7 separate regions of the Mus musculus genome follow, and regions 1, 2, 3, 4, 5 and 6 are each linked to region 7. A link is a loop called in an ENCODE intact Hi-C map of the cell type or tissue named here. Cell type or tissue: heart. All regions are shown on one strand. Region 1 holds the start of Gm41584 (a long non-coding RNA gene). Region 2 holds the start of Dlk2 (delta like non-canonical Notch ligand 2). Region 3 has its middle 21 kb from the start of Gm35692. Region 4 overlaps Gm46607 (a long non-coding RNA gene). Region 5 overlaps Gm46607 (a long non-coding RNA gene). Region 6 holds the start of Lrrc73 (leucine rich repeat containing 73). Region 7 holds the start of 1600014C23Rik (RIKEN cDNA 1600014C23 gene).

Evidence for each region. Peaks named below come from ENCODE experiments on the same cell type or tissue, not always from the same donor. Only the 100,000 strongest peaks of a DNase experiment are listed, where the experiment ranks them.
Region 1: it touches region 7 in a loop (2.5-fold over the local background); 2 of 42 quality-filtered maps call a loop at or near these places.
Region 2: a loop joins it to region 7, with 4 times the contacts of the local background. A loop is called at or near these places in 5 of 42 quality-filtered maps.
Region 3: a loop joins it to region 7, with 2.5 times the contacts of the local background. A loop is called at or near these places in 10 of 42 quality-filtered maps.
Region 4: a loop joins it to region 7, with 2.6 times the contacts of the local background. A loop is called at or near these places in 12 of 42 quality-filtered maps.
Region 5: a loop joins it to region 7, with 7 times the contacts of the local background. A loop is called at or near these places in 9 of 42 quality-filtered maps.
Region 6: it touches region 7 in a loop (2.9-fold over the local background); 2 of 42 quality-filtered maps call a loop at or near these places.

Annotation. Positions count from the first base shown.
Region 1 is chr17:45,884,668-45,888,667 of GRCm38, forward strand. Gm41584 (a long non-coding RNA gene) reads left to right here and starts at 643. Exons shown (of 2, transcript XR_876835.2): 1 at 643-2,918; 2 at 3,222-3,956. RefSeq lists an enhancer at 1,025-3,065. In heart, no CTCF peak of the experiment used is centred here; DNase peaks (open chromatin) are centred at 1,094 and 1,874; H3K4me3 peaks cover 773 bases; H3K27ac peaks cover 2,379 bases; H3K27me3 peaks cover 1,766 bases.
Region 2 is chr17:46,297,251-46,301,250 of GRCm38, forward strand. Dlk2 (delta like non-canonical Notch ligand 2) reads left to right here and starts at 678. Exons shown (of 6, transcript NM_001286013.1): 1 at 678-828; 2 at 1,318-1,448; 3 at 1,698-1,761; 4 at 3,701-3,831. The coding sequence starts at 1,373. Gm41588 (a long non-coding RNA gene) reads left to right here and starts at 1,768. Exons shown (of 2, transcript XR_876844.1): 1 at 1,768-2,109; 2 at 2,193-2,840. In heart, a CTCF peak has its summit at 1,519 (motif pointing left); DNase peaks (open chromatin) are centred at 921 and 1,501; H3K4me3 peaks cover 2,077 bases; H3K27ac peaks cover 846 bases; H3K27me3 peaks cover 3,630 bases.
Region 3 is chr17:45,848,317-45,852,316 of GRCm38, forward strand. No RefSeq gene overlaps it. Among named protein-coding and RNA genes, the nearest start is that of Gm35692, 21 kb to the left of the region's middle. In heart, CTCF peaks have their summits at 473 (motif pointing right) and 2,141 (motif pointing right); DNase peaks (open chromatin) are centred at 465 and 2,045; H3K27ac peaks cover 845 bases; H3K27me3 peaks cover 1,832 bases.
Region 4 is chr17:45,803,248-45,807,247 of GRCm38, forward strand. The region is part of intron 1 of Gm46607 (a long non-coding RNA gene); the gene reads left to right. Among named protein-coding and RNA genes, the nearest start is that of Gm46607, 17 kb to the left of the region's middle. In heart, a CTCF peak has its summit at 2,329 (motif pointing right); no DNase peak of the experiment used is centred here; H3K4me3 peaks cover 908 bases; H3K27ac peaks cover 1,137 bases; H3K27me3 peaks cover 3,899 bases.
Region 5 is chr17:45,810,696-45,814,695 of GRCm38, forward strand. The region is part of intron 1 of Gm46607 (a long non-coding RNA gene); the gene reads left to right. Among named protein-coding and RNA genes, the nearest start is that of Gm35692, 16 kb to the right of the region's middle. In heart, no CTCF peak of the experiment used is centred here; DNase peaks (open chromatin) are centred at 1,336 and 2,086; H3K27ac peaks cover 1,315 bases; H3K27me3 peaks cover 3,249 bases.
Region 6 is chr17:46,250,382-46,254,381 of GRCm38, forward strand. Yipf3 (Yip1 domain family, member 3) reads left to right here. Exons shown (of 9, transcript NM_145353.2): 4 at 30-75; 5 at 189-281; 6 at 413-544; 7 at 733-846; 8 at 983-1,106; 9 at 1,185-2,156. The coding sequence ends at 1,333. Lrrc73 (leucine rich repeat containing 73) reads left to right here and starts at 3,784. Exons shown (of 6, transcript NM_001111142.1): 1 at 3,784-4,000. The coding sequence starts at 3,964. In heart, CTCF peaks have their summits at 960 and 2,388 (motif pointing left); DNase peaks (open chromatin) are centred at 260, 1,140, 3,090, 3,530 and 2 weaker places; H3K4me3 peaks cover 1,162 bases; H3K27ac peaks cover 892 bases; H3K27me3 peaks cover 268 bases.
Region 7 is chr17:45,733,712-45,737,711 of GRCm38, forward strand. It overlaps 1600014C23Rik (RIKEN cDNA 1600014C23 gene), which reads right to left and starts at 133. Exons shown (of 2, transcript NM_028164.1): 1 at 1-133. The coding sequence starts at 82. F630040K05Rik (RIKEN cDNA F630040K05 gene) reads left to right here and starts at 795. Exons shown (of 5, transcript NR_152153.1): 1 at 795-1,135. In heart, a CTCF peak has its summit at 1,922 (motif pointing right); DNase peaks (open chromatin) are centred at 300, 1,940, 2,230, 3,130 and 2 weaker places; H3K4me3 peaks cover 2,750 bases; H3K27ac peaks cover 4,000 bases; H3K27me3 peaks cover 31 bases.

The DNA.
Region 1 (4,000 bases), 150 kb after region 7:
ACTCGAGGAGTTTAGAGATAGCTGATTCCTTAGGCGACACCCCACCCCCACCCCAGTCCCACTCCTGGTGCGGGTGGGTACCACCAGCCCACAGAGTTTGGTGGAAAAAGAGACTCTCACTCTTTAAACCCTCACCTTTCTTACTCTCTAGCCCTCCTTCTCTCCCTCTCTCCTTATCTCCTCCCCCCCCCACATGGCCATGGTGGGCCTCTCTCTTTCTACCTTCTCTTCTTCTCCCTGCCTTTCTACAATAAAGCTCTAAAACCATGAGAGAGAGAGAGAGACACAGAGAGAGACAGAGAGAAACAGAGAGAGACAGACAGAGAGAGACTCTCCTCTCTCTTTTCAGACTTGGGACAATCTCCCCTTCCATCCCCTTTCCCCAAGAGACAGAGTCTCATGTAGCTCAGGCTAGCCTTCAAGCTGCTATACAGCCAAGAGTGGCCTTGAACTTGTGACCCTCCTGCCTCCACCTCGAGAACGGTGAGATTACAAGTGTGTTCCACCTTGCCTGGTTTATTCAATGCCAGGGGTCGAGCCCAGGGGTTTGGGTATACTAGGCAAACCCTGTGCTAACTGAGTTACATTCTCAGACCTACCCATAATAATACTTCCACGGGGCCAGATTCCCCAGCTCCCTCAGGGGAGAATCCTGGCCCACAGCTTCTCTGTGGCTGCAGAGCTGAGCTCACTTAGAATCTGGAGGGAAGGAAGACTGGAAGGAAGGGGTGAAGGAAGAAGGAAGGGCTGATGGAGAGAGGGATGGCAGGCAAAAGGCAGGAGAGAGGACAGGCTCTCACTTGCTAGATGGCCACCCAAAAGAGCTACCGGGAAGACAGAGACAAGAGGTGCAAACCTGGGACCAGCAGTTTGCCCTGCATGCCTGTCTCTGGTATTGTCCAGGACTAGGGAGGCCAGAGGGTGAGTACTGCTCCCGTGGGCCCTCAGGACCTAGTTCCCTACGGCTCCCCAACAGTTATTGGCTGGGAGGCCCGGCCCCGCCTCCTCTTCCCACACCTGCGAGGGCCAGGGCTTAACAATTCTAGGAAATGTCTGCCCTGTACATTTGAGCCGGGGCCAAATGCTCCGTCTTCCATCAAGGAAGTTTGACTGTACACCTCACAAAGAAGAAGGTCCATGTGGACACACACCTGCCTGTTCCTCTTGCCGGTGTGTGTGAGAGGGGTGGGGGTGGGGGGTGACAGATACCTGAAGCCCCGAAGTGTCTCCAGGGCCAGGGGAGACCTCCTGACCTCTGTGATGCCTACAGCAGCCACCCAGGGTCTGCTAGAGGTCTAAACATTAACTTCTAATGGGAAGTGGACGGCTTAAGAGCAGGTCATCAAGGGCCACCTGGCTCCCGGGCTGCCAAGTGTTGGGCTGGCTCCTGGGTTTAGAGTCCAGCGCTGGACGGAGCAGAGAAGCCGGGAACCCAGAATCTCAGAAGCAGTGAGACCATCTTATACACAGGAACTCCCACCCTGGTCTTCCATCGGGGCTCCCGAGGCCGTTTCTCACCGCACCAGGAAGGACATCTGGAGGCAGCGCCCAAAGGCCTGGTTCAGGCAGGCTACCCAGAGAACCCCGTGCGTTCTGGGAGTCCCCTGTTTAAAGTCAAATTCTGACCTTTTGTCGTTTCCCTATCTGTAAATGGAAGTGCTCGCACAGTACAGGATGGGGTACTCTTTAAGGAGCTGTTGCTTGGGGCTTGCTGGCCTCGTCACTTTGTAGCGCAGCAGTCATCGATGCCCATTTCCGCGTTTGGATTTGGTCCCTAGGGATCTGAGCTGGAGGTTCAAGGCTCCAGGCATGTGTTGCTTCCCTCGGCTTCAACACGTACGGGTCTTCCCCTCCCCGCCCCAACGGGCAGAGCCACATCCCGGCTTCCCTCATTATCACACTGACATTTGTTTTGGCTCTCGCAGCAATGACCTGTTGAAACGAACAAAGGCTGAGGAGGGAAGACCAAGAATAGGATGGCCAGGAGCCCAGCTGTGGAGAGAGCCGCAGGCAGAGGTGTTGGTCCGTGCCCTGACCTCAGGCCGGAGGGACAAAGCTGCCGGGGCAGGGAGGTGGGTGTGAGGTGGAGGTCAGGACAGGGCTCCTCCAGCTGCGGGGGCAGGGAGGAGGGAGGCTTGCATCTGGATGCCATCTGGATCAGAGCAAACACCCAGGGGCCACTCAGGGAAACGCTTGAGAGCAAATCAAACCCTGCCTGAAATCACCACCAAGCCCTTGAATCGAATGTCTGAATGTCTGAGGAGGAGGAATGTGTGGGGGTGGGGAACCACAGCTGGGAAGAGGACAGGGAGGGGAAGCCTAGGGCCCTCCCCAACTCTGTAGACACACCCCTCAGGAGGGGGTGAAGAACAGGGGAGGGGGTGTCCCAAACATGTAGAGAGTCTGCTTTGCCAAAGAATTTTGGGTATCTGAACCCTTTGTCAGACGCTGGCCCCTTTAGGGCTGCTGGTCTTCAGGTCAATGGCTGTTCACCCTGACAGAACACCTGTGGTGTGATAATCCCAGAGACTCATGTGGTCCAACCCGTGTGGGTAGTCCGGAGTCTGACAGACTGGGTTTGATTCCTTATTTTGTCCAAAAGGGGCATTCCCGAAGGCCAGCTTGCTTGGACCACCCATTCTTGTATCTTTGAACTGTAATCTTGCAGCCTCTTGGAGCCCCTGGAAGCACTCATGGCCAGTGTCAAACTTGGGGCAAGGCAATGGCTTGTAGGAGACCCTCAAATCTTTGTGGTCTGGGGACCATACCTTCTTGGCCTATAGCAAGCAGTTACTGACCTAGCCCTTGCTTTTAACACCTCAAGAGAGGAGACAGGACATACTCACCCCAAGGTCACCAGAGACCTGCAGAATCCAGACATACTGACTTTCCCATCACCTCCCCACAGTCCAAGCCAGGTAGGTACCCTGCAGTATGGGCACATGTGTGCAAAGATGTAGGTGTCTGTGTGTGCTACATGGATGTATACATGTATGTTTGTTTATGTAGGTTAGCGTGTGTTCATTTGCATGGTTTATGTCTGTGCAAGTGTGTTCGTGAATGAAAATTTTGAAATGAAATTTCTTGTGTGAAATATACGTGCACATGTGTGATTGTATTTGCAAGTAGTATGCAAATATGACTTGCATAGCTATGTATGTATACGTATAGATTTATGTACATATCCATGCTTTTTAAAATCTATCTTTAACTGCATGTAGATATATGTGTGAAGGGGTCTGTGGATACCTGAAGAGGCCAGAGACGTCCAGCCCCTTCGAGCTGAAACTACAGATGGTTGTGAACAACTTGATGTGGAACTTGGGTCCTGTGCAAAAGAAGCAAGCACTCTGACCCGCTGACTTGGCCTTTCTGAGCCTCCATGGGCCCAGCCGGACCCGCACCTGCTGAGCTATGTGTTACCTGCCACATAAGGCCTGGAAGCCTGGGAAGTCTGAGAGTGAGCAGGCTGCCTCACAGGAGGCCTGGTGAGTTCCATTTGCTTCTAGAATTGCAGAGGAACATGGCCCAGGTCAGCCTTCCCTAAGCAATCTCTACAAAAAGACAAAGTAGAACCAGGAACACAGAGAAGATGAAGACCGACCAAGAGGAGATGGTCCAGGGACCAGGAGAGGTCAGATGAGTACAGACCGTCTACCTAGGGCAAAACTTGTTCCTGAACTGTAAGTCACTTCCCTTGCTTGTGCCTCGGCTCCTCATCTGGAAAATGGGATCATACCATCACACACCTCAGAAGGCTACTGTAAAGTTTGAAACACATCGTTACCGAGAAAAGGCTTTGTGCTTCAAACTACAAAGCGCTCCACAGATGTTAGCTGCTACTGTTTTCATAAAGCGAGAGTCACCGAGATACCTTTAAATACACGGAAAATTATGATCAGCAACTCCAGGGAGAATGAAAGGTATGCAAAGGAAATAAAAAGAAGGAGCCTGGCTACCGGCATTCCCTGGTCACCTGTCATTCCTCTCTCCCTAGGAT
Region 2 (4,000 bases), 560 kb after region 7:
GGGCTGTGAAAACTGGGAGCAGATGGGAGGAAAGAACAGCGGGTACGCTGGGATGGTATTTATGTAGATATGGTCCATCCTGAAAGAGGTAGCGAAGAAAGAAAGAAGCCCACAGAGAGCAGGCGCTGACCTACGAAGCCAGTGACGAAGGCTCTGCAAGCCGGGGAGGCGTGGGCTGGTGACAGGAGGAAGGTGGCAGCAAGCATGGCTTCAGTGTGCTCGGGCTAAAACAGGAGAGCCGGGAAAGGCTAATGAAAATCACGATGCGCGGTAGACAGGGGCGTGCAGAGTCGGGCGTGGGTGAGGGGCAGAGTGGGGCGAGCGGTTGAGGTGGGGTGGGCAAGAAAATGGGAAGACAGCAGGGCGCGCACCTTCGGCCCGCGCTTTACGGTGTATGCCCAGTTCAGCTCCTTTGATTTTCTAATTTCGGAGGAAGAAAGCGAAGCAAGGGGGCTGGGGGCCGCGAAGGGAGGGGCGAAGAGCGCTGGGGGGTGCCAGGGCCGAGTGGCAGCGCGAGGTGTGGCCGTGCGCAGCGGGGGTGGGCGCGGGGCGCAGTCGGTGCGGGGCGGGCCGCGGCGGCGGGAGGGGAGAGGCGGGCTCCGCCGGCACACGCCGCCCCTGGCAGGGGGCCGAGCGCGCGCGAGGAGCCGCTGCCGCCGCTCGGGGTCGCCTGCAGCCCCAGATTCCCGAGTGCTCGGCTGGCATGGCAGCTACTTCGGTGCCGAGCCCCGCGGCCAGCTAGGGGCGGCCCCCCTCCCGCCCCCCGGCCCAGTCCGTCGGATCCGGTTTGACTCTGCGCCCCGGGGACGCGTCGCCTCCCAGCCGGAGGTGAGAAGCTAGGAGGACGCGGTCCCTCGGTGGGGACCTCAGGCCGAAGCGAGGCGGAGCGAGCGGGGTTGGGGGGCTGTGAGAGCCAGGCCTAGGTGGGTGGATGTCGGAGGACCCGGGAGGAGATCTCTTGCATCTAGGAACTGGGAGCCGCTCCTCCCCACGCCCCAGCCCCCACGTCCCGTCGCGCTCGCCTTTCCGCGCTTGTCCCCATCTCTATTGACCCCTCCACCTGGATCGCGATCGCAGCTCTGGCTGTTCCCGCGCGGTGGCCACGCTCGCTGCTGCCCATCCTTTGGCCTCTTTCCCGCAGACCTGGCTAGTGGGTTCCTGCCTCCAGTCCCTTCGCCTGCTCAACCCTTTCTCTCGCCCGCCCTTCCACTCCCCACCCGGGGAGTCCCTCTCCTTCTCCTGCTCCTGTCACTTGGAACCAGTATCAGTGCCGCTATCTCCGCGTCAAGCCGCTTCCCAGCCCGTGCCATCCCACAGGTGTCTACACGTCTGGCCGTTCATCCGTCCGTCCCTCCTGAGGCCGGAACTGACCATGCCCAGCGGCTGCCGCTGCCTAAATCTCGTGTGCCTGCTGTGCATCCTGGGGGCAACCAGCCAGCCTGCCAGAGGTGAGCCTGCCCCAGGGATTGGGTCCCGGCTCTCCTCAGCCGTCCTCGCTGGCACGTTGACCTCTGCTGGCTAGAGACGGCACTGCAACCGCTCCGTTCCATAGGGAGAGATCTATAAGTGCTCTCTTTGGAATGGGACGCTCGTCCGTGCCCATGAGTCCATCTGACTACTGAAACCTCTGCCAAGTCCCGCGCCTGGGAAGTCAGACTCGGACCCAGACTCACACCCACTACACCAATCTCTTTCAGCGGATGACTGCAGCTCCCACTGTGACCTGGCCCACGGCTGCTGCGCTCCTGACGGCTCCTGCAGGTACTTAAGCGGCACACGTGCCTCAAATCCTTTCCTCCCCACTTTTTGGTCCTTTACACCGAGAGCATGTCAAAAACCCGCAACAGTATCTAGGCGCTTAAGACCCTATTGTGTGTGTGTGTGTGTGTGTTTGTTTGTTTATACATAACAGGATGACCAGTCCCCTCCCCTCCCCTCCTCTCCTCTCCCCGTATCTCTTTTTGCTTCTTACTTTAAGAGCTTGAATAACCAACTCTTTATTCTCTCAAGGGCTTCTGTCCCTCAAGATGCCATAGAGTCATCTGAAGCTTGAGAGTTTAGGGACTGAGAGCCACAGTAAAGAGGAAACGGAAGAGAAGGGCTGCAGGGGTAGGGTAGCTCCAGGGGGAGGGAGGGCTGTAGGAAGAGGGGGCTGCAGGGGAGGGGGCTACAGGGGGAGGGGGGCTGCAGAGAGAGAATAGCTGCAAGGGGAGAGGGCTCCAGGGAGAGGTGACCCGGGGAAGGGGAGCTGCAGGGGGAGGGGGACTGTAGGGGGAGGGGTCTGCTTCTTGGAGAATTCCATCATTGACTCACCTCGGCAGACTGGGCAAATTCTGGGGCAGAGAAGGGTTTGGACATGAGAAGGGAGCTGGCGAGGGCAGATACTTGGCATGGAGCTGGGGTACTTGAGACTAGACATCCTCAGTGGGCTTATAAAAATTAAGCTGGCCGGGCGGTGGTGGCGCACGCCTTTAATCCCAGCGCTTGGGAGGCAGAGGCAAAGCAATCTCTGAGTTTGAGGCCAGCCTGGTCTACAGAGTGAGAGTTCTAGGATTGCCAAGTCTATACAGAGGAACCTTGCCTCGAAAAACAATACAACAAAAAATCATAGAGCTGGTATGGTGGCCCATACCTGTGATTTTAGCGACTGCGAAGTGATGCTAGAAAGATCAGGATTCCAAGCTAGCCTTGTCTACTTGAGACAAACAGAACACCTGCCTCACAACAAAACAACCCAGCCACTCATTCCGGAGTCTGAAGGGAAGAAGGTCACTCTTTCCAATGTGCACAACCAGACATTCCAGGAATGGCACCAGAATTACAGACATTGTTTTATTTAAGAATACTCAAAAAAAAGGGGGGGCGGGGGCTGGAGAGATGGCTCAGCGGTTAAGAGCACTGACTGCTCTTCCGAAGGTTCTGAGTTCAATTCCCAGCAACCACATGGTGGCTTACAACCATCCATAATGAGATCTGATACCCTTTTCTGGTATGTCTGAAGACAGCTACACTGTACTTACATATAATAAATAAATAAATCTTTAAAAAAATACTCTTGAAGGGAGGCATTTTTTTTTCAGTGTTCAGGTGAGAAAAGAGATTATCAAAGGCTAGACAACCAGGTACTAAACTTGAATGCTGTAGTCTGTCTGACTGCTTACATGTCCATCTGCCCAGCCCTGCACCTACCTGGGGTTGATCTGCTTTTCCTTCGCGGCTGTTGTATATCCTACCAGTTTCTAGAGGCTCTGGTTTTACCTTACACAGGCACACACACACACACACACACACACACACACAAGCTCTGGTTCTACCTTACACATGCACAGACACACACGTTCGTGCACACACACACACACACACACAGAAGCTCTGGTTCTACCTTACACATGCACAGACACACACGTTCGTGCACACACACACACACACACACACACACAGAAGCTCTGGTTCTACCTTACACATGCACAGACACACATGTTCCTACACACACACACACACACACACACACACACACACACACACACAGAAGCTCTGGTTCTACCTTACACATGCACAGACACACACGTTCGTGCACACACACATACACACACACACATAAGCTCTGGTTCTACCTTACATCCACACAGACACACATGTTCCTGCACACACACACACACACACACACGCTCGCGCCCTGATCCTGTGCTTTCTCCACCAGGTGTGACCCAGGCTGGGAGGGGCTGCACTGTGAGCGCTGTGTGAGGATGCCTGGCTGCCAGCACGGTACCTGCCACCAGCCCTGGCAGTGCATCTGCCACAGTGGCTGGGCAGGAAAGTTCTGTGACAAAGGTAGGATGGATGCGCTATTGGCTGGAGAGCCCATGTGTTTTAGAATGTCCATTAACATTTAGTGTTTGCTTATCTGACCCTTCCTTGGTGTCTGAAAGGATTCTCAACATCAACCCATGATGTTGGAAAGGTAGCTGCTAAAAATTGCATGCATTTTTTTTTTAGATTT
Region 3 (4,000 bases), 110 kb after region 7:
GGTGTGTGAGAGCCAGGAGGCCAAGGCCAAGGCTGTCCCAGAGGTTATGTGGGATTGCCAGCCTAGGGGCTCAGTTGCTGGTCTATGGAGCTGAGCGGGACTACAGCTCAGGGGCTCCTGGCCTGAAGAAGGAATCACTTAAACTTAGACACAGGGAGTTTCCAGTCTGATGGGGAGCCAGCCTGGCTTGCACTCATCTGCAGACATAACTGTTGCCTCTGGAGTGGGTAGAGGGGCACCAGCATTCAAAGCCCCTCTGTACTCAACCTCTCTAGGAGGGGCTCAGATCACCCCAAATCCATCCTCCGTGTAGATCTCCTCAACAGATAACCTGAAGACCCGACAGGTGCCCGGCATGTGACTCCCTCACTCCCATAGTGGAAGGAGAGTCAGCCTCCAAGTGCAGACAGACAGACAGCAGCGGCGGCGTCCCAGTGTCTGAGCTCCTCCTCAGGGCTGGGTCCAGCAGAGGGAGCTGCCAGCCAGCGGGAGCTGAGGAGAGCTGTCCCTGACCCCTAAGAAGGCCTTGAGGATGCCATGCCCAATGGGTGTGGGATTTACCCCGGGGCTGGAGCTGCACAGGATCCAAGCTGCCCCACAACATCCTGATACTCAGCACTATCCCCTCAGAGACCCCTTTGAAGAACACCAGCTCTATGGCTCACTAGCTAGGCATAGCTGGTCTTTCAGTCACCTCTAGAGGAGGTAGAAATTCAAGGCGGCAGAGACCTAGGTGTAAATTCTTCCACTTTGCTTTCTATGTCTATAGCAGGAAAACTGGAGAGCCAGCTCAAACCTCAGTTTGACCGTCTGTGAAATGTACTGCCCTGACCTGAGACTCAATTTCCATCATCTGTAAAATGGGCGGTGATGAAGAGCCAGCACGTGGAATCTGTCTGGCACATAGCATGTGCCTGTGTGGGGTACAGTCCCTTCTCTACATTGTGTCCCTTCCGTGTTGGTCAGGGCTTCTCCTAAGCCAAAGTTGAGAAGCTCGGGTAGGGAGGCTCAAGCCGCATTGCTCAGATGAGTAGACTTCCCGGGTCTCTTCATTCTCCTCTGTCTCTCTGTCTCTCTGTCTCTCTGTCTCTCTGTCTCTCTGTCTCTCTGTCTCTCTGTCTCTCTGTCTCTCTGTCTCTGTCTCTCTCTGTCTCTCTCTGTCTCTCTGTCTCTGTCTCTCTCTCTCTCTCTCTCTCTTACACACACACACACACACACACACACACACACACACACACACACACACACACCCCTACAGCCAGAATGGAATGGGACAGATCTGAACCAGGGGCCACAACCCCACTGACCCCTCGCCCATCCCTAACCACCATTACTTGTAATCACACATTCCGGCTGTGGGTCAGCTCCTGCTAAGACGTGCTGGCCCCTGGCCGTCCTCCTCAGTGTCGGTGCTGATGTTAGTGGGTTCTAAATGCTCATTCCCCTTCCTAGTCAACGTGTTCACTGAGGATTGGCAAAAGTCTGTGATCTCACAGAACTGACATGCCAAGAGTGGAGGGGGACATATATCAAATGAAACAAGCACAATATATGGGATATGTGGGCAGGCTTACTACACAGTCCACACGGTCACCACAGTGCAGTGGAACGTCTGCTTAGCATATGGGAAGAGATGTGCAAATGTCCTGGGCTCCACTCACAGCTCTGAAAAGAAGAAAAAAAAAGTTGCAGGGAAACAAAATTTAGAGAACAGGGGACAGGCAGGAAGGGGACAGGGAATGATGTAGTTTTAAATAGGGAGGTTGGGGATGCCTCGATGAGAGGGGACAGTTTGAGTATGGACATCAAAGGGTGAGACCCTTGCACGCGGAAGTGAACACGCAGAGTGGCGAGGATGTCGTGTACAAAGGCCCTGCGCTGACTGTACTGTCCGATGGTTTGAGGGACAGCCAGGACAGCAGTAGGGGGTAAGGAATGACGTAGTGGCAGATAAGGTCCCAGGGAAGGACACCGAGCCCTTTGTCCCCAGGCCAAACACAGACAGAGGGAAAGAGCAGAAAACCTCCCTGATGGGCAGTAAGCAAAGAGCTGAGCCCAGAGCTCCCAGGACTGGAGATGGAGACACCTAGACCCACCCTGGCTTGGCCCTGAGACTCTGCCCAGTGGAGACTATTGCCAGCTGAGGGCACTGCCTATCTTCTAGAGCTCTTGGGTAGGTGTAGGGCTGCTCCCCACCTAAGCCAGGGTGAGCTGTAGAATCTGTGTAGTGAATGTTTTGACAGTCAGTCAATGAGGGAGTGGTCAGGACAAAGAGGAGGAAGGGCGGGACCAAGGAAGGAAGAAAGGAAGGAAGAAGGGAAGGACTGACGGACAAAATGAATGAGTATTGCTCACAGATCCAGGTCCTCAATGCCCTTAGCATAGAAACCAGGCTAGAGAGTTTGGAAAGCCACCCACAGAAAATCCAGGGAGGGCAGCAGGACCCTGAGGTCTCACCTTCTCTGCCAGTTCCTGGGTGACCATTGTCCCTAGCAATGCACTCCTCAGTGCATGCTCTGATACTGCAAGTGCATGCTCCAGGTAATGGGGGGATGTGGTCTTGGAGTGTAGTCACTGCCGCTGGTGGCATGTCACCATTATCAACCACAGACTGCAAGTCAGGTTCCATCCCAACTATGCCACTGGCAGATTCGAAGTAGCTTCCCTGAGCCAGACGAGGGGACAAGGGTTCTCCTCCCTGGGTGGGGAGCCCCCTCTTACCGTTGCTCAGCACCCTCTGAGCTCATCCACCCAGTACTCTTATTTCCTGGGAGACCAGCCCAGTGTCCAACTGCAGTCCTGATTCATACAGCCCAGTTATATGCTGGGTTAAAGAAAACAAACAGCGACTCATGGACCAGCAAGATTGTCTGCCAGACCCAGCGGCCTTCCATGTGGGGATGCTGCGCTGGCTGTCTGTCCAGGCCACAGGGGGAGAGGTATGGGAAGCAAGAATATGTGAGACAGTCCAGTCAAGCTAGGAACCTGTCACTTCCTTCCAGAAAACAGATCTAGGAAAACCATGTGCGTAGAGGAATAACTCTGAGTCTCTCCTAGCCTAGGCCATGCAAGCAGCCAGCCTGGCTCACTGCCTCAACTCTTCTCTCTGGCCTCATGTAGCTCTCCTACCTGGAGAGTGGCTGGGAGAAAGTGGGCCGTTCCACCCACCCCTGCAGTCTCCTCTCCCCTCTCCTCTGCATGTGCTCTGTACACTCTGTGCGATCGGTCATACTGTGGTTGGAGGGTGCCCACTTTCCTCTGTCCAAAGACCCGGCTTTCTAGCCCATCCTGTACCCTTCTGATTCCCCAGGAAAAAGCACACTGAAGAGCGTCTCCTGACCAGGTAGGTATAGCTCTTCCTACTATCAGTTCCGTCTAGAAGCTGATCAGGCAGGACGGCAAGGGAGTGGAGGTCACTGTGTAGAGGGGTGGCCTGTGGGACTGTAGAGAGGACCTAGGCAGGTGGTCAGAGATCTGGGCCCCTCCTAGCTCTCTCAAGGGTTCCCATTCCTATTTTTTTTTTTACACACTTAAGAAGAAAAGCAATACCCCAGCTGTGACCACAACATGGGATTAGTAGTTAAGATAAAAAGCTGACTGGGGTCCTTGCCTGTGCAGCAGCAGTTGGGGTGACATCGGTCTTAGGAGCAATGTGCTGAGGGATGTGAGCCCCAGCAGTTGCCATCCGGGCCTCCAGGGAGGCAGTTATACAGGGAAGGGGAGGGGGCGTAGTTTTGAGCTTTCAAAGTTAAGAAAAACCAAGAGGGTCAGGACACCGGGCAATGGGGGAATGAATGGCTTGTCATGGCCAGCCAAGTGGGTGGCACAGGAGAGCTCATTCAGGTCCCACACTGAAAGTGATCGTGGAAAATCTGGCAAAGTCTTTGCCAAATGCTGGTGCATGGCTGGTCCAGCCCACAGTGTGGCTGATGCAACAGAGATTGGGATTTCAAGGATAAAGAACGGAATGACGTTCTTGCCTTAGTCGTCTCAGATGGAG
Region 4 (4,000 bases), 70 kb after region 7:
ACCTTTCTCTGTTACCTCAGAGAAGAGAGATGCCACATGAGTCACCCTTTAAGAGGAGACTTATTTTAAAAGGAAAAAGTTCAAAAACTATAAATCCTAAAGAAATTCATTTTAAACGCAGGGAAACTGAGTCCCAGAGGAACAAATGGCCTCGCAAGGTCACAGCGACGTCAGCACCAGAGCGAGAACCATATCCAGCTGCCCGGCTCCTAGACTAATGTTTTTGCCAAAACCAGGCAGAAATGTTCCTTTTAGGAGGTAGCAGGTGGGGCAGTGTGCCAGGAAGGCACTGTCACAGACATGGCTAAGGTCATGCTTGCCCACTCCCTGGGGCCCCTAAGATGTCCCCTTGAGGATCGTCGTACTGGAGAGGACACTCAGTTCTGAACTGGAGGCCTGAGGTTTTGGATGGGGAAGGGGGAGGGGGACAGGGGAGAGAGAGAGAGAGAGAGAGAGAGAGAGAGAGAGAGAGAGAGAGAGAGCCATCTGGGAGGGATTCCTCATGCCCACTGAAAACAGTCACCATCCAAGCTGGCACCCAGTTTCTGTCTCCCTCCTACTAGGAGAAGAAATAGAGAGAGCTTGTGTCCAGGCACAGAAGGTGGCTCTAAGGTGACAACTGCTGGCTAGAAAGGTGGGCGGGTCTTGTCAATGTTCCGATGATTCTAACTATTAGACACAGCAAATCAGGGGGCTCTGTGGGGACCCCGTGCCTCCTGTAATGCCCAGCTGGGCTCCTAGGAAATGCTGTTGGGCCATGGGATGGATGGGTCATATCCCCTCACCCTTTACAAGAACCAGCCTTCTCCCTCCCCTCCCCCGTCCTTTAGAGACAAGGACTGAGTTATTCTTAGTACGTTTCATTCATCAGAGTATGACAAATGGTGTCCTGGGAGGGATGTGTGTGCACCACAGGGAGCCAGAGGGTGGAGTGCAAAGGTCCCATCCACAGGGAGAAGCCATTAGGTCTAGTGAGCTCCATCTGGAGGGAGATACAATCTGTCCTCAGGAATATCCACTCCGAGGGGACATGTGTCCCCAGGGAGTACAGGTCTGAAGGGACATAACCTGTCCTCAGGGAATACAGGTCTGAAGGAAACATGGCCTGTCCTCAGGAAACCTGAGTTTATGTAAGATACTCTCTGGTCCTCAGCAAGCCTCTGTCTGAGGAGACACGACCTGTCTTCAGGGAGTCCCAGTCTAAATGGGGGAGACTGAGTGCCTCTTCTTTGGGAGCCTCTGTGTGGGTGGGGAGACACAAGCCTCTCTTCCTGGGCTTCCCTGAAAGTCCACCCTGAGGGAGACAGAGAAGGTTCTGCCCTCAGGAACTGGCCTCATGGTAAGCAGGCAGCTGCCAGCCCTGCGGAGAATGGCAGCCCAAGACAGCATGGACTCAGGATAGGAAACACAGCTAAAGTGACACCCAGCCATCACTGTCACCAGAAATGGGGTGGCCTAGAGATGACAGAGGAGATGGGATCCCGGGGATAGGAGCACCAGGGTGTCCGAGGCTCTGTGGCTCACACCGCACACCCTGCTCCTCGCTGGCCCCCTTGAGTCCACAGGCTAACGCTGGTCAGCAGAGGGACTCTAGGCCTGAGAGGTGGGCATGACACTTTTTACAGGAGGGTAATTAACAAGAGCCAATGGTGCTTGCCTCACAGCCACCAGTAAGAGCTAAAGCTGACCAGGAGGGCTTTCCCCAGTCTTCTGTGTCCCAGGAGAAAAACAAGGACAATGTCGTTTCTCACATGGCCTTCTCTGAACTTTCCCCTAGGCTTTCTTGTTCCTGTCAACGAAATCGGGCCTTGTTCACTATTCTTTACTAGCAGAGAAAGTGAATCCGGGTGAGTCTTGGGCTTCCCAAGTCTCCCACCTCCAGGCCAGGGTTAGCACAGTCAGAGGACAGTCCTATAGGGTATGGAACAGCCCCTGAAGTGGCGGCAGGTGGAGCCTTTGCTGCTGCTGCGGACTTGAAAGGGGTCATGAGGGCAGGGTGCAGGTTCTAGGACCTGGAATGAGGGGAATGGGGCTAATGACAATGACAGCTCCCCTTGGTCCAGTGCTGCTGAGGCCACGGATGGCAGCGGCGGTGGGTAATTAGAACGCATCAGCCGTGGCCCAGCGTCCTGTAATTTCTCCCTTTTCATGCGCTCTGGTGTGATGTACGAGGTGAGGCGATGGCTGCTCCGCCGTGAGTCACCTTCGGAATCGACGCAGGGACGCAGGGGGCGGCAGAGGCCACGGAGAAGGGACTCCCGCGGCAGAAGGCCAAGGGTCACCTGCCGGCAGGGCTCTCGGCCTGGCCTTCCCTTGGGGAGCCTTGCAGCGGGGAGCAGTCCCACCTGCAGGGGGCGCCCTGAGACGGTTATCCTCCCCCCCCCCCAAGTTCCGGGGCGTCTTGCCACCCGAAGGCAGGTGCACTGAAGAAGAGTCGGGCAAGTGCATTGCAGTTCCTCCTAGGCTGGGATGCGACAGGTGTCAAGTCACAGTGCAGAAGGAAGGGGCTGCGAGTTCTGGCCCAGCTCTGAATCAATTCGGGAGAGCAAGGGGAGGAGCCAGCGGGGGGCTACCTCAGGGAGGGGAGTTTATTTATTAGCCAGATTAGCCCGCATTAATGGGGGCGCGGTGGTGGCCGGCGGCAGCGGGGACATAGCTGGCATAGCTGGCATAGCGGCTGGGCCTCCCGCGGTGCGCGCTCTGGAGGCTTCAAAGGGGCTTAAAGAGGCCCCCGGTGGCACTGCCATGGCCCCTCCGGGGAGGGCGTGGGCGGCGGGGGAGAAGGCCAGCATTGTGCGGGAGGATTAGGGATCTGGCCTGGAAGGAATTTTAAACTGCTACAGCTGAGCCCCAGGAACCACGCTTCCCCCAACACACACACACACACACACACACACACACACACACACACACACACACAAGCACACACAAACTTGCACGCACACACACACATATACAGTAGTCATGAGGAGCTGTGTTTGTCTGTCTCTCTCAAGCTGGACACTTGCTTGTTATTTGGCAAATAACACAGGCTATCCAGTTACATAGAATGAAGCTAAGTATAAGTATATCTCAAATGCTGTATGGGATATACTTATGCTAGGATATTTGTTGCCTTCTCTTCAGCTTAACTGGATATCTTCCACCCCCTCTAGCAGGCAATCCAGATACTTTCCCTGTGCCCAAAAAACATGTTTTTGGAATCCAGGATATTCGTAGTTCCCTGAGGGCAGGAGTCTCTGCCCCTTAGACTGAGAAGCAAGCTTTGGTCCATCAGAGCAGAGCTGAGAGTGGTGTATCTTTCCCACCAGACTGGGAACTTCCTGAGGTCAGGGGTTGATTTTTACCAGGCGTTTTAGAGAGTTTCAGGGTTAGCATCTGTTTCTAACCATGCCTGATTGTCCCTGGAGCAGGCTCTGTGGATTGCTGGAGGCCTCGTCTCTCCCAGAGCAGCGCTGGTGATCCCTGCCTGTACTAGTGAGTGTTCCTGACCACAGGAGGAGCCAGGGGCCTGGAGGATTGCCTTCCAGATGGGTCCTCCTTCTAGGAATCCAGCGTGGAGGTGCTCTGGAATGCTGAGCCTGGGAGTTTGGAGAAGAGCGTCCACATCCTCTAAGCCTTCTAATCTGTCCCTGGTCCTGGCCAGGGCTCTTGAAGGCCGCGTCTACCTGTTCCCAATTAGGTTGTGGAGAGAGTGAGGTTTGGGGGAGCTCTGAGATCTGGGTACCCAAGCTTCATGCCAGTCAAGTGTGCCTTGGTGCAGTGGTCCTGCTGGTCTCCTGGCTGCCCATGAGCATCTCAACAGATTGCCAGCCTTCTGTCAGCCTCAGCCATTCCCAAGGCCTTTGCTCCTGTCTGTGGTCTCCTTGCCTCTAGTATGCTCTGCACCCAGGGCAGCTGAAATCTTCATCAACCCGGACCACTCAAGGAGCCAAACAGGAATCCAAGGCTGCAGGGATGAGGTGGGGGTGGGGTGAGCAAGTCAGGGGAGCAGAGATAG
Region 5 (4,000 bases), 77 kb after region 7:
AGTCTAACAGTGGGAGTAGAGAACAGACTCCTGAAGACTGCCCTCTGACGACAATTGCAGCGTGTGTGTGCCAACACTTCCTCATACATGCACAAATAATAATTAAAAAAAAATGCTACCTCTACCCAAAAGTACACACACATACACATACAAAAAGACCAACCTCATCAGTTCTGAAGAGAACAGGAAAAATCAAACCCCAACTGGTAAAAAAGAAAATATTTACTGAGCTGGGTATGTAACTGGGAGAGTTCTTGCCTAGCAAGCCTGAAGCCCTGCGTTTGATCCCCACCAATGCACAAATTGGGTTTGTGCAGCACCACCTGTAATCCCAACCCTTGTGGGGCAGAGGCAGGCGAATCGCTTCGAATTCAAGGTCGTCCTCAGCTACGTATTGAGTTAGAGCTAGCTTAGGTTACATAAAACCCCTCTCTCAAAAACAAATAACCTCCAATCTTATAGATTTTGTGATATGACACACAGCTGGTAGCTTTGAGGGGTGCAGGCTTCGTTACAATCAAATTGAGCCCCCGAGGAGCTGAGTGAAACCCGCAAGGCCACACAGGAAACTCAACAGAAGGGACCTGACACAGTCCCCTCAAGGATCCCAAGGACAAGGTGACCTCTTCCCTTCATGTAGGTTTAGGGATTTTGCTGCAGGAGGAGCCGGTATCTTCACTAATTTCCTGCAGTAGCTGGGAGGGGGCTGCTGACATGGCTACCCCTGTTCCATCCCACCCTAGGCTGAACACAGGGCCCCTGACATGGTCTATCACAGTCTAGGATAGTCCTTGTGGTTCTAGGACCAGAGGTGAGGAGGTAGTGGACGGGGGTCTGGATGGAAGGTCATTGTCTCTGCATTGGCGTTTCTGGGATCTCGGGGTAGTGGGGTGGAGGGGGTAGGCATCCTCCTTCCTGGCCGGGCCCTGGTAGAGCCACATTGCTTGTGAGTTCTTTGGACCCTGCTCTTTTCCAGGAGGAACAGCTGAGACAGGGGCTCCATTTGAGGACATGGGGAGGATCAGAGTGCGGGGTGGCTCAGCTCTGTCCAGGAGTGGGTGTACCCTGCCTCGCTGGCTTCACTACCTCGAGCTGTGTCATATGATGGGGCCTGAGGTGACAGGTGTAACGGGAGATTTTCCTAGCCAGCCCTCTGATTATATTAAGCTCCGTGTCCCCTGCTTCCAGGACTCTCCCTCCTGCCCTAGGGACTCTGCACTTGGACTAAGGAATTGTCACTTGTACCCAGCCCTACCCTCCTAACGTGGAGGCATGGGCTTAATGAGGTCAGTCCAGCAGGTAGGGTGGGGACATGGAATATTTAGGCTCTGGCAGCAGAGGTGCTGGCACGGCCTCATCACCCTCACAGTAACCGCCCACGCATCATCCAGGCTCACAAGGGCACAGGAATAGCAACTGAAATATGCAGCTTATACAGCCACCCCGTGGGTCCCCAGGCAGCCTCAGGGGTCCCCAGGACTCTACCATCAATCACCCCATAACCTTGCTCGGGGGCCCACATCTGCACCTCAGCCACCACCCAAGCATCCGTGCATGCTTGCACACCGGTGTACCTGCATGGAGGCCACCCACCCCTGTCTTCTATTCCCTCTGAGCCCCCGATCTGTGGCTGAATTGGAGAGCATTTGGGGGACTTCAAAAGGAATGAAGTCTAAGGCTGTACGCCTTCTCTATATAGAGAGAGCTCAGATCCTATGGGCTCCCTATCCTTCCACCAGTGGGACTTACTGCCCGGGGCAGGGAGGAGGCCCTGAAAACTCTGCCTTCTCCCAAGGGTGGGGACAGAGGCAGGTTTGGGGTTATTAATAACCGTGCTTCTGACTGGAAAGGCCTGTGCAGAAGTCCCTGCCATAGCCAATTGGAGAAGAACTTTCCAGGAAAGCAAGCTTTCCTCTGGTTCCAGGATTATTTCCACTCCTGACTTCACCTCTTTGGTGTGTAGGGCTCTTGCCAGGCTCCACCAACTGGCCGACGGGCTTGCTGTCACCTGGCAGCTGGCATCCACCTTGGCTGCCACCCAGAGAAGGTCACACTGCATGTGGGTTGTGGGGCCGGCATCGGGGCTATTTTCTCTGTCATGTGGCTCTGTGCCTCCTCCCTGCCCAGACTGGAGCCTGCTGTGTGAGAGTGCATGGCCTGTCCTGGCCCACCTACTCAGGGCATCGGGACATTGTCCTGGCACCTTGCTCTGCAAGGGCAGGCAGCTGACAGGCACTGGGGCCAGAGAACTGAGGCAAGTTGATCGTCTGGCTCTTCCTGCCTTTGTGACCTTGAACAAGCAGGACTTGACTTCTTTGTGGCTTGATGTCACATTTGGTAAAAGGGCTCAGCCACAGTTAGCTTGCAAGGGCTAGACGTGAGCAACTGTGAGGGGCTGCCAGGGAAAGGGTTCATATCTGGCTCAGTCACCTTTCTCATCTGTGTCACTACTGTGGCTGTCTCCAACACCTCCACCATTAACCCCACACAGTACTGTCACCAGCACCTCCCACCTCTGTCTACCATATCCATATGGCTGAGACAACTGCAGCTACTCCACGTTGCTACTCCACGAACACCAGCCCACAGTTGCTATGGCCAAGGTCATGTGAAATGAGGCCTGTCATGTGATTCTGCACCATTGGGAATGGTTTATATAGTCCTGCTTCCTTCCAGTCCAGCTGTGAATCTCATACCGTTTCTTTCATTGGCCCATGAAACATGTGACCCAGCTTCAAGTGTCCCCACCAGTGGCTGTGGTTATGTGTGTGTGCACACACATGCTCACACTCACACACTCATAGTTAAAACTAGTATTCAAAAATCACCCTCTACTTATTTATTTTAAAATTTTTGGAAGTTTATTTGTTTTATTTTATATATATGAGTGTTTTGTTTGAATGTAAGTCTGTGCAGCACTTGCATGCCTGGTGCCCATGAAGGCCAGAAGAGGGACTTGGAACCTCTGGGACTGAAGTGATGGATGGTTGTGAGCCACCATGTGGATGCTGGGAATCAAACCAGAGGTCCTCTGTAAGAGCAACAAGTGTTCGCTCTTAATCACTGAGCCATGTTTCCAGTTCTATTTCACTAACTTGTTTTTTTTAGAAAATGTATCACTATGTAGCTCTGGCTAGCCTGGAACTCACTCTATAGACCAGGCTGCCCTCAAACTCACTGAGATCCATCTGCCTCAGCCACCACACCCAGCTTTCAATCTCTTTTCCTTGCCCACACACAGGACAGGTTCTGCCATTGGCGGTATGACCTTAGACAAGTCACCCTGTCTCTTTGTCATAGGACACCATGTGCCCTCGAGGCACAGTGAGGGGCTCCTGAGATGGGGGACTTCAGGACTCAGAAGGGACAGAGGGACAGCTTTGCTCGCTGGCCTCCAGGCAGCTCCGTAGCCTGGTGTTATTATTGGTTTTCCCCTCTTGCCTGTTTGGCATGAGACTTTGCCCTTCCAGTGAAAATTGAAACTAATGACCATGTTCTCATCTCACATGAAAGTCTGTGGAGAAGGCAGGTGTCTCCTATCTGCTCTGGGAAGGTGTCCTTGCACACTAGGTAAGAGTCAGGTTCTGGGTAGAAAGGGCCAAGCAGAGAAGACAGCCATCTAGAGCTCAGCATGAATCCTAACCTCGACAGCCGAGCACCTGTGAGCAACTGCCTCATCTGCTCATCTTTGAATGCCCTGTCTCAGTTTCTCTCTCTGCTTGGTGGGTCCTGTGCCGGCCCCCAAGAGGCTATTACCACTGGCTGGTCGACCCTGAACTATGGACAGCCAGAATAGCCTTTGGGTTCCCACCCTTCCCGGCAGACTAAGACAGTCCTGGCTTAGCCTGCTTCTCAGAGTGGGTGAAAGAATCGGAGTGGTGGGAGCTGCTGCAAGCCCAGAATTGAGCCCCGGGCAAGTTACAGGAGCAGCTAGTAAAGATTAAGCCCAAGCCAGAATCCACTTAGCCGGACCTGAGAGGGTGTCCTGGAACTGGGTGGG
Region 6 (4,000 bases), 520 kb after region 7:
CTCTCCTCTCCTCTCCTCTCCTCTCCCAGGCTCCTGGAGTCCATGATCCCTATCAAGATGGTCAACTTCCCCCAGGTAAGGAGGGAAAGGCCACCAAGCTAAGCCTGGGTGTCCTCAGAGCAGGGGAGGGAGGCCACCAAGCTAAGCCTGGCTGGCAGTCTCTAGTAAGCATGTTACTGTACTGACAGAAAGTCGCGGGCGAGCTCTACGGACCGCTCATGCTGGTCTTCACACTGGTGGCCATCCTCCTGCATGGAATGAAGACTTCTGACACCATTATCGTAAGCAGGACACCGGCCTTAGGGGAGACGGGTGGCTGGTGGAGGTGAGGCAGGGGCAGCCCTGCGCAAAAGGCCCTGGGTAAGGCTGAGGCCAGAGGTCTCTCAGCCTAAGCAGAGCTTTCACCCCACAGCGGGAGGGCACCCTCATGGGCACAGCCATAGGCACCTGCTTTGGATACTGGCTGGGTGTCTCGTCCTTCATTTATTTCCTTGCCTACCTGTGTAACGCCCAGATCACCATGCTACAGATGTTGGCACTGCTGGTAAGGAGCCGAGCCTGGGGGTGGCTGGGGGGTCTGCTGCACTCTGCCATCTGTGGACCTGGGATGGGGGGACACCTGGGATGGGAGGAGCAGGGGGCAGACCGGGATAGGAGCAGCGAGCTAAAATACCCCACTTCGGGACCAAAGGTCTGTGCAGCCCAAGTGATGGTGCTGTCCTCTCTCTCCAGGGCTACGGCCTCTTCGGGCACTGCATAGTCCTGTTCATCACCTATAACATCCACCTTCATGCCCTCTTCTACCTCTTCTGGCTGCTGGTGGGTGGGCTCTCTACCCTGCGCATGGTAAGCTGAGCAGATTTTGCTGTCTGCCCCACAAAGAGCTCTAGAAGGATGCACTGACAGCTCTGCCCCAGGCTTGGAGTATCTGCTCCATCCCTCACTTGACAGGGCCTTCTGAACTGTCTACCTGTGGCCCTAGGTGGCAGTGTTGGTGTCGCGGACTGTGGGCCCTACTCAGCGGCTGCTGCTCTGTGGCACGCTGGCTGCCCTGCACATGCTCTTCCTGCTCTATCTGCACTTCGCCTACCACAAAGTGGTGGAGGGTGAGTGGCGGGCTGCAGAGGGAGTGGGCTGGGTGAGCTGACCTGGGGGCCACTCATTCTCCACCCTCCCTCCTTTAGGGATCCTGGACACCCTGGAGGGCCCCAACATCCCACCCATGCAGAGGGTCCCCAGAGACATCCCCGCTGTGCTCCCTGCTGCCAGGCTGCCCGTCGCTGTGATCAATGCTACCGCCAAGGCAATAGCAGTGACTCTGCAGTCACATTGACCCTCTCTGAAATCCTCGGCCTGCCCTGACCCCCAGCTCCGGGGCAGAGGAAGATTAAAGGACAGTACTGAGGATGTGTGTGCCCAGGTCTGCAGCCACCAGGCTGTGGCTGCCTAAACACCTGCTGGGCACCAGGCTTGGCTTCTGAAGGGCACAAGACCAGGAACTCACAGCTAGGACTGCAAGTCTCTGCAGCCAAGTGCAGAATATGGGTCAGCTCTTCTGAGGCCCTCACCCCCTTTCTCTCTACTCCCCTTCTGTCCTAAATATAGACTTGGTAATTAAAATACTGATTGAAGTCTAGACCTGTAGCTCCTGTTGGCAGCCATCCTCCTGCCACCCGTTCTGATGCCCATTACTGCCCCACAGAGCAGTGGGTAGGCAGCCCACAGTCCTCATGTATAATGCTAGGCTGGCTGTCCTTTTGAGAGGCCAGGGCAACAATGACAAATTTCCACTTACATCATTACAAAGACCCCTGTGCTATCATGAGAGAATGTCCCCATCAGCTGACATTTGAAGCTAAGCATGGTCTAAGTGTTAGTGACCAGCACCCTTTAACCTCCACGGAAGGAAATCCAGGCCAAGTGTACATTGCTTTTCATCGCAGCAGGTGCACAGGAACATGGATCTTCAAGGCCAACCCAGTCAACAGAGTTCCAAACCACTTAGGGCCATACAGTTCTTTGAGGGGACTAGACCAGTTCCCAGCACCCATGCTGGATGGTTCACAGTTGCTTTTAGCTCCAGCTCCTCCAAGGACCTCAGGGTGCCTGCACTCACTGCACAGGCACAAGCATTAACATAATTAAAAATAAAACCTGCTGGATGGTTCACAGTTGCTTTTAGCTCCAGCTCCTCCAAGGACCTCAGGGTGCCTGCACTCACTGCACAGGCACAAGCATTAACATAATTAAAAATAAAACCTAGGGGTGGGGAGATGGCACTGAGTGTACAGTCTTTCCCCTTGCAAAGACAAGGAATCAGTAGCTCAGTTCTCAGCATCCGTGGTGGGTGGGTCAGGGTTTCCTAACTTTAGCGCCCTCTTCTGGATTCTGCAGGCACCGGCAAACCTGAAGTGGTTAAATACAGTTAATAGGAGTAGGGCTGGGTGTTTTATTTTTTTATTTTCCCCCTGCCTGTGAGGTATAGGGGTGGGATAAGGTCCCCCTGTGTAGCTCTGCCTTTCCTGGAACTCACCAGGTAGACCAGAGATCCATCCATCAGCCTCTCCACAAAAACTGAGATTAAAGGCACGTGTCTAGGTCTGGCTCACTTTTGTTTTCGTTTTTTTGAGACAGGGTTTCTCAGTGCAGCCCTTGCTGTCCTGGAAACTCACTCTGTAGACCAAGCTAGCTCGGAACTCAGTGACCCACCTGCCTCTGCCTCCTGAGTGCTGGGATTGAAGGTGCCACCACACCCTCTGACTCGCTTTTTTTTTTTTTTTTTTTAAAGAATGGCACTTCCTCTGCCTACTCTACTGTCCTGTTGCACTAATGAAGCCCCCACTGCAATCAGAGATAAAACTCAGCTTCACTGTGGCGGCTTTACACGCCCCCACCCACCCCGATTCCCCACGGCTCTGGGATGAACTGACACCCTTTGATTTGGGCAACCCCACTTTCCTGTTTGGTATGTTCAAAGGTGGTAGCCAGGGGCGGTGGTGGCACACGCACTTGGGAGGCAGAGGCAGGCAGATTTCTGAGTTCGAGGCCAGCCTGGTTTACAAAGTGAGTTCCAGGACAGCTGTATAGAGAAACCCTGTCTCGAAAAAAAACCAAAGGTGGTTCATCTGCCCTAACCTAGGGATCCTGCCCCGTGCCACCATATTGACCAGGAAGTCCCTGTGGACTGGAATCCCCACGCATGCTTCGCCTCGCGTTACTGGGGGGCGGGGCGCGAACGGATTACAGAGCCAATGGACTTCAAGCAGGACTGATTGCGGGGTCTTGGCGAGTCTCCGGATTTAGACCTTAAGAATGGAGAAGCACCAGAGAATAAGTAAAAAGAGAACGAAGTGACATCAAAAGCGGTCTGAGCGTGACTTGCCTCCACCCTCCCCACGTGAAACTGCATCCTTCTACTTACTTCCCGCGTTGTTCGGCCCTCAGATCCTAGTTCTTTGCCCTAAGACACGCAACGCGAGCCAGCCGCGTGGTCCATGCAGGGACGGGGGGCGGGGCGAGGGCCAGTGACGCAACCGTTGCCATAGGAACTCGCCGCCTGCTCCGGCGCAGCAGCTGAAGCTGAGCTTCATCCCGCCCCGGCTGTCCCCGAGAGCCGTGCTGCCGGGCCCCGGGCCCGCAGAGCGGGCGCGGCCTCCTAAGCCGCGAGGGAGAGGACCAGCGCGGGGTGGCTGCAGCTCTGTCCCCGGCCGCCCCCGCCCCCGCCTCCCGCCGCTTCTCTTCCGCGCCTCCGCACCCAGGCCCGCGCCTGCTTTCGATCCCGCCGCGGCCGCCGTTGCCTCCGCTTCCGACTCAGCCTCTGCTGCCTCCGCCTCCGCCTCTGCCTCCGCTCCGGCCGCGACCCCAACCGGGACCGCGACCTGAATCCCCGCCCCGCCCCCGGGCCAACTTCTGCCCAGGCCGGGACACCGGCGGCAGCCCCCCCGAGGCCCAGCCGTGGGGACCATGCTGCCTAGCTCCATCCAGATTTCGGGGGAGCCGC
Region 7 (4,000 bases):
GTAGATGGGTCGAACTGGGCACAGTATGCCTGATGGATAGAGAGGACAGTTCTCTGTTGAGGGCCCAGGAAATGATTTCCATGTAAATGAGATGCAAACTCCTTAATGAGTTTGCAATTAGGAGTCCAAGCCTGCCAGGCCTGGGCAATGCCTTTGGGTTTTATGAATGGGCCGGGGCCCGGAGGGGGGAGGCGGCGCGCCGGTCCGCCCCCACAGCTCCCTGTCTCCGGGCCCGCGACATGCCGCGCCGCACGTTGCTGCCTCCCGGCCCGCCGCAACTTGGCCGATCGCCAGCGGGTCAGCTGCTCCGGACCGCGCGGGAGGCTGTCGGCCAGAGTCCCCGCCACGCTGCCTGCCCGCGTCGCGTTGTGGCCGAGGACACACCCCCTGGGGCCTGGTTAGGGCTCTGTCCTCCGGCGCCCCTTTCCCCGTTATGGGAATGGCTTCTCGCTGCCGAAATAGCGAAGCTAGCCTTTGGGCTGGGAGCGCACTGGCTCCTAACTTGTAGGGCTGTACGTGCGTGACCTTGGGCAGGGTGCAAACAGAGGTGACAGAGAGGAACCAGTTCTCACCCTAGAGTTCCTGCATCTCTCTAGCTCCCTTCTTTGGTTTTCTCCTGGCTTGCTCTCAAAGGTGATTCCCACCAAACCCAGGGCACCTGCTTTGTTGTATACAAAGCTGCCCCCTGTCTGTTCCGGGCCTGGGTTTGCCTTGGGGTTGAAAAGAAAGGCCTTCTAAGTGAGTGCGTGTGCAGGGGAGAGTTATGGTCCCCCAAGACTCACCAGATTGACAGTGTAGAGTCTTCTTTCCCCAAAGCTTCCTCCCCTCCCCCACTGCTTTCAGAGTAGATTAACTAATTACTTCCAATTAAAGCCGGTAGATCTCTGTACCTCCTGGGCTTCAACACTGCCCCTAGGAGTCTCCCTAGGCTGCCTGGGTCTGAAAGGGACCTGGCCACTTAGGGGGATCAGTGAATCAGTTAAGTAATGCAGGGGGCCACAAAGGAAGCCCACTGGGTCATGTGCTTGACGGGGAGGGCTGCAGACAAGCCTGGCCCTCTGGCTGCAGCATGGAAGTGTGGCCCTGCTTCAGGCCCTAATGGGCCCGGGAAGGTCAGGAGCTGCCGTCTTTGGAGGTAAGTCAGCCGGGTGAAGGTCCTGTGCAGATGCCCAGGGCTAGAGAAGCAACCACCAGAGGATAATCCAGAAGCCACCAGTCCTTGGGGACACTCGTAGCCTCCCTCACCCAGGATGTCCCTCCTCTGCCTTCCAAGTGCTCCACCCTTCACTGGTCTCAGCACTAGCCCAGCCCAGTCCATCCCAGGCCCCACCCTGACCCCACGTGTGGGACGTGAGGGGAAGGATACCTGGCATCAGAGGTAGGGCGATGGGTTGTGACCTAAGTCTCACCTCTGGACAAGCTGGCCTGTCTTGGTCAGGCAAGCTCATGCCAAGATGTGACTCAGGGCCAGGGCCTAATTCTATCTTGAGTTCTGCTGTAGCAGGGATCTGGGCTTGGATCTCTGTGTGTATGTTTCTGGCTTGAGGTGCCCTCTCTCTCTCAGCTCTTAGGTTCTAGGGTTCTGGCTATAGCTGCACCTTCTAGCACGTTGCCCTGGTAGGAGGTGGCAGGAAAGGCTTTCTGGCAGGAATAAGAGTTTCAGGGGCAGAGGGCAACTGAGCTATTCAGGGCAGGAAGTGCCACTTCTGGGGTGTTAAAAGTCTGTTTGCCAGCTTGCTTAACCCCTAGGTCCATATAAAGCGGGTCACAACTTCCTCACATCTAGGGTTGCTTCTTTATGTATGCTCAGGTCAGTGACAGGGCAGCTTAACGTTTTTACTTGTTTCTCTGTCCCTTGTCCCCCTTCTCAGACCTTCCCAAAGATCTGTAGGACTCTGTTCTTTCCTGCATTTCTTTCTGGCCAGCAGAGGGCGCTGCCCAAGGACTGAGGCCACCAGGGAGGTGGGTAGAGAATCCTTCCTTGTGTAGGGCTAGTAAGTCCGGTCTCCCTGGCCTGTCCTCCCCACCCCCCCAGCTGCCCCCCAGGAAGTTTGCCTTTCTTTTTGATGATTTAGACTTAACCTGTCAGAGGGTTCGAAGTTAGACAACAGGATGAACCCAGGTGGCTTTGGGCAGGAAAAAGAGCTTGAGGGACAGAGATGCCTCTCCCAACATCTTAAATGGGGAAGGCGCACTGGAGATGGCCGGCTTTCCTTCCCTGACCTTGGAAGAAGGGTTGGGAGGGGCTGCATAGACTAGCTGGTGTCCCACCCTGTGGGAGGGACTGCTGTGGACATCTGGGCTACATCTGGGATCCTGGCAAGACAGCTCATGGGTTATAGGATTCAGCCCCTGGTGGTCTCTCATTAGGCTCCCGGGGAACCCTTTATAAACAGGTACACACCTGCTACAATGACCTGTAGTTGTAACACCACCAAATTCGGGCCGACTCAGTTATCCTGGGCAGCAGCAGGCTCCACTAGATCTTTCTGTCTCTGGTTGGGGCAGGGGTGGGGGTGGGAGCTGATACTGGCCTTATGTCCTGGGGTCCATTCTGCCCTCCAGGTGGGTAGGAGGGAGGATTGAGTGTGGCCTCAGCACCTTTCAGAAACTCTGCCTCATGGTAGGCCGAGTGGGGAAGGGGTTACAGTTGGGTCGATTCACACAAAAGCTCGACAATGTGGTTGGGACAGAAAGCGAGGGAGGGGACAGCAGGGGCTATTCTTTCCTGCGTCTAAGGGTCTGGGGTCTGCGTGGGGAACAACACAGAGGGGGTTAAAATAAAACCAAACAAAAAACCCCCAACCAACCTCTGCATCCGCTCCCTGCCAGGAATCCCGGGAAGGGAGCAGGAGGATGGCCAAAATGGCCTTGCAGAAAGGAGTTGGAGGGGGAGGGGGAGACGGGCCGAGAGCGGAGCCCACCCGGACTGTCCCCCTGGTCGGCCCACTCGGGGGGCCCGGCCCCTCTTCCCAGCCCCTTCCCCGCCGGCGCGGCGCGGCGCGGCCCCTCCCCCAGGCCGAGCGCCGCCTCCCCCTCCCCTCCTCCCCCTCCCATCCCGCGCTGCAGCTGCTGCCGACGGCCCATTCTGCACGTAGCGAATGGAGGAGCAGCACAAGGGAGGCCTCGAGTGCGCGCGCGCGGGAGCCCGGGGCCGCGCGGGCGGGGGAGCGGAGAAGTGAGCGCGTGCGCGGCGTCGCGCCGCGTCCCGGAGCGCGCGCGCGCCAAGTTCCGGAGCGCGCGGTTTGTCCGCGCGCGGCTGCGGGGCTGGTGATGCTCAGCGGTAGCCACCAGTCCCTCTCTCCCAGGGTCCCTCCGCATACGCACTCCTTTTCCAATCAGCGCAACCTCTACCCAGGCCCCTTAAACGCCCCCACCCCAATAGCACTGTTCCTGGCGCATAGTAGGCTCTTCTTGTAGTAGGGGTGTTGCGATGCATCGATTGATTAGCCCAATGGGGTCACTGCCCTGTAATAAACCAGGAACTGGGCGGGGAGCTGAAAGAAGAATGAAACCGATGGTCCTTAGCCATGAGAGATAACCATGTTTCCTCTAGGAGCCTGCACCTAAGGCAGGCCCCATGAAACGCCCTGTAAGGGCCTGGAGAGGCAAAAACCACTTGAGGGTTTTTACCTCTCTTTCCTCTGGATAGGACCTCCCAGGGGAACGCCTTCTCTAGTCACTTCCCTTTCTTTGTCACCTGCACAGTTCCTACCCCACTGGGTGTCCAGGATCTGGCGTGGCTCTGCCCACACTTCTGGCAAGGGCGTGTTAGGGTGAACATACAGTCTGTTCTGGGAGGGTTCAGAGGCTATAACATACAGTACTCCAGGGGCACCCTCCCCACTTCCCTAATCCTTGATCTCAGAGGTTGACAGGTAAATACTGTAGAGATTGTTCCTTCCCTACGTGGCCCAGGTTGGCAGTGTGCTTCCCGGCGTTTGCTGGGGCTTCCCTAAGTGTGGGCACTTAGCAAGGCATGTGTAGGGGCTTGCAAAAG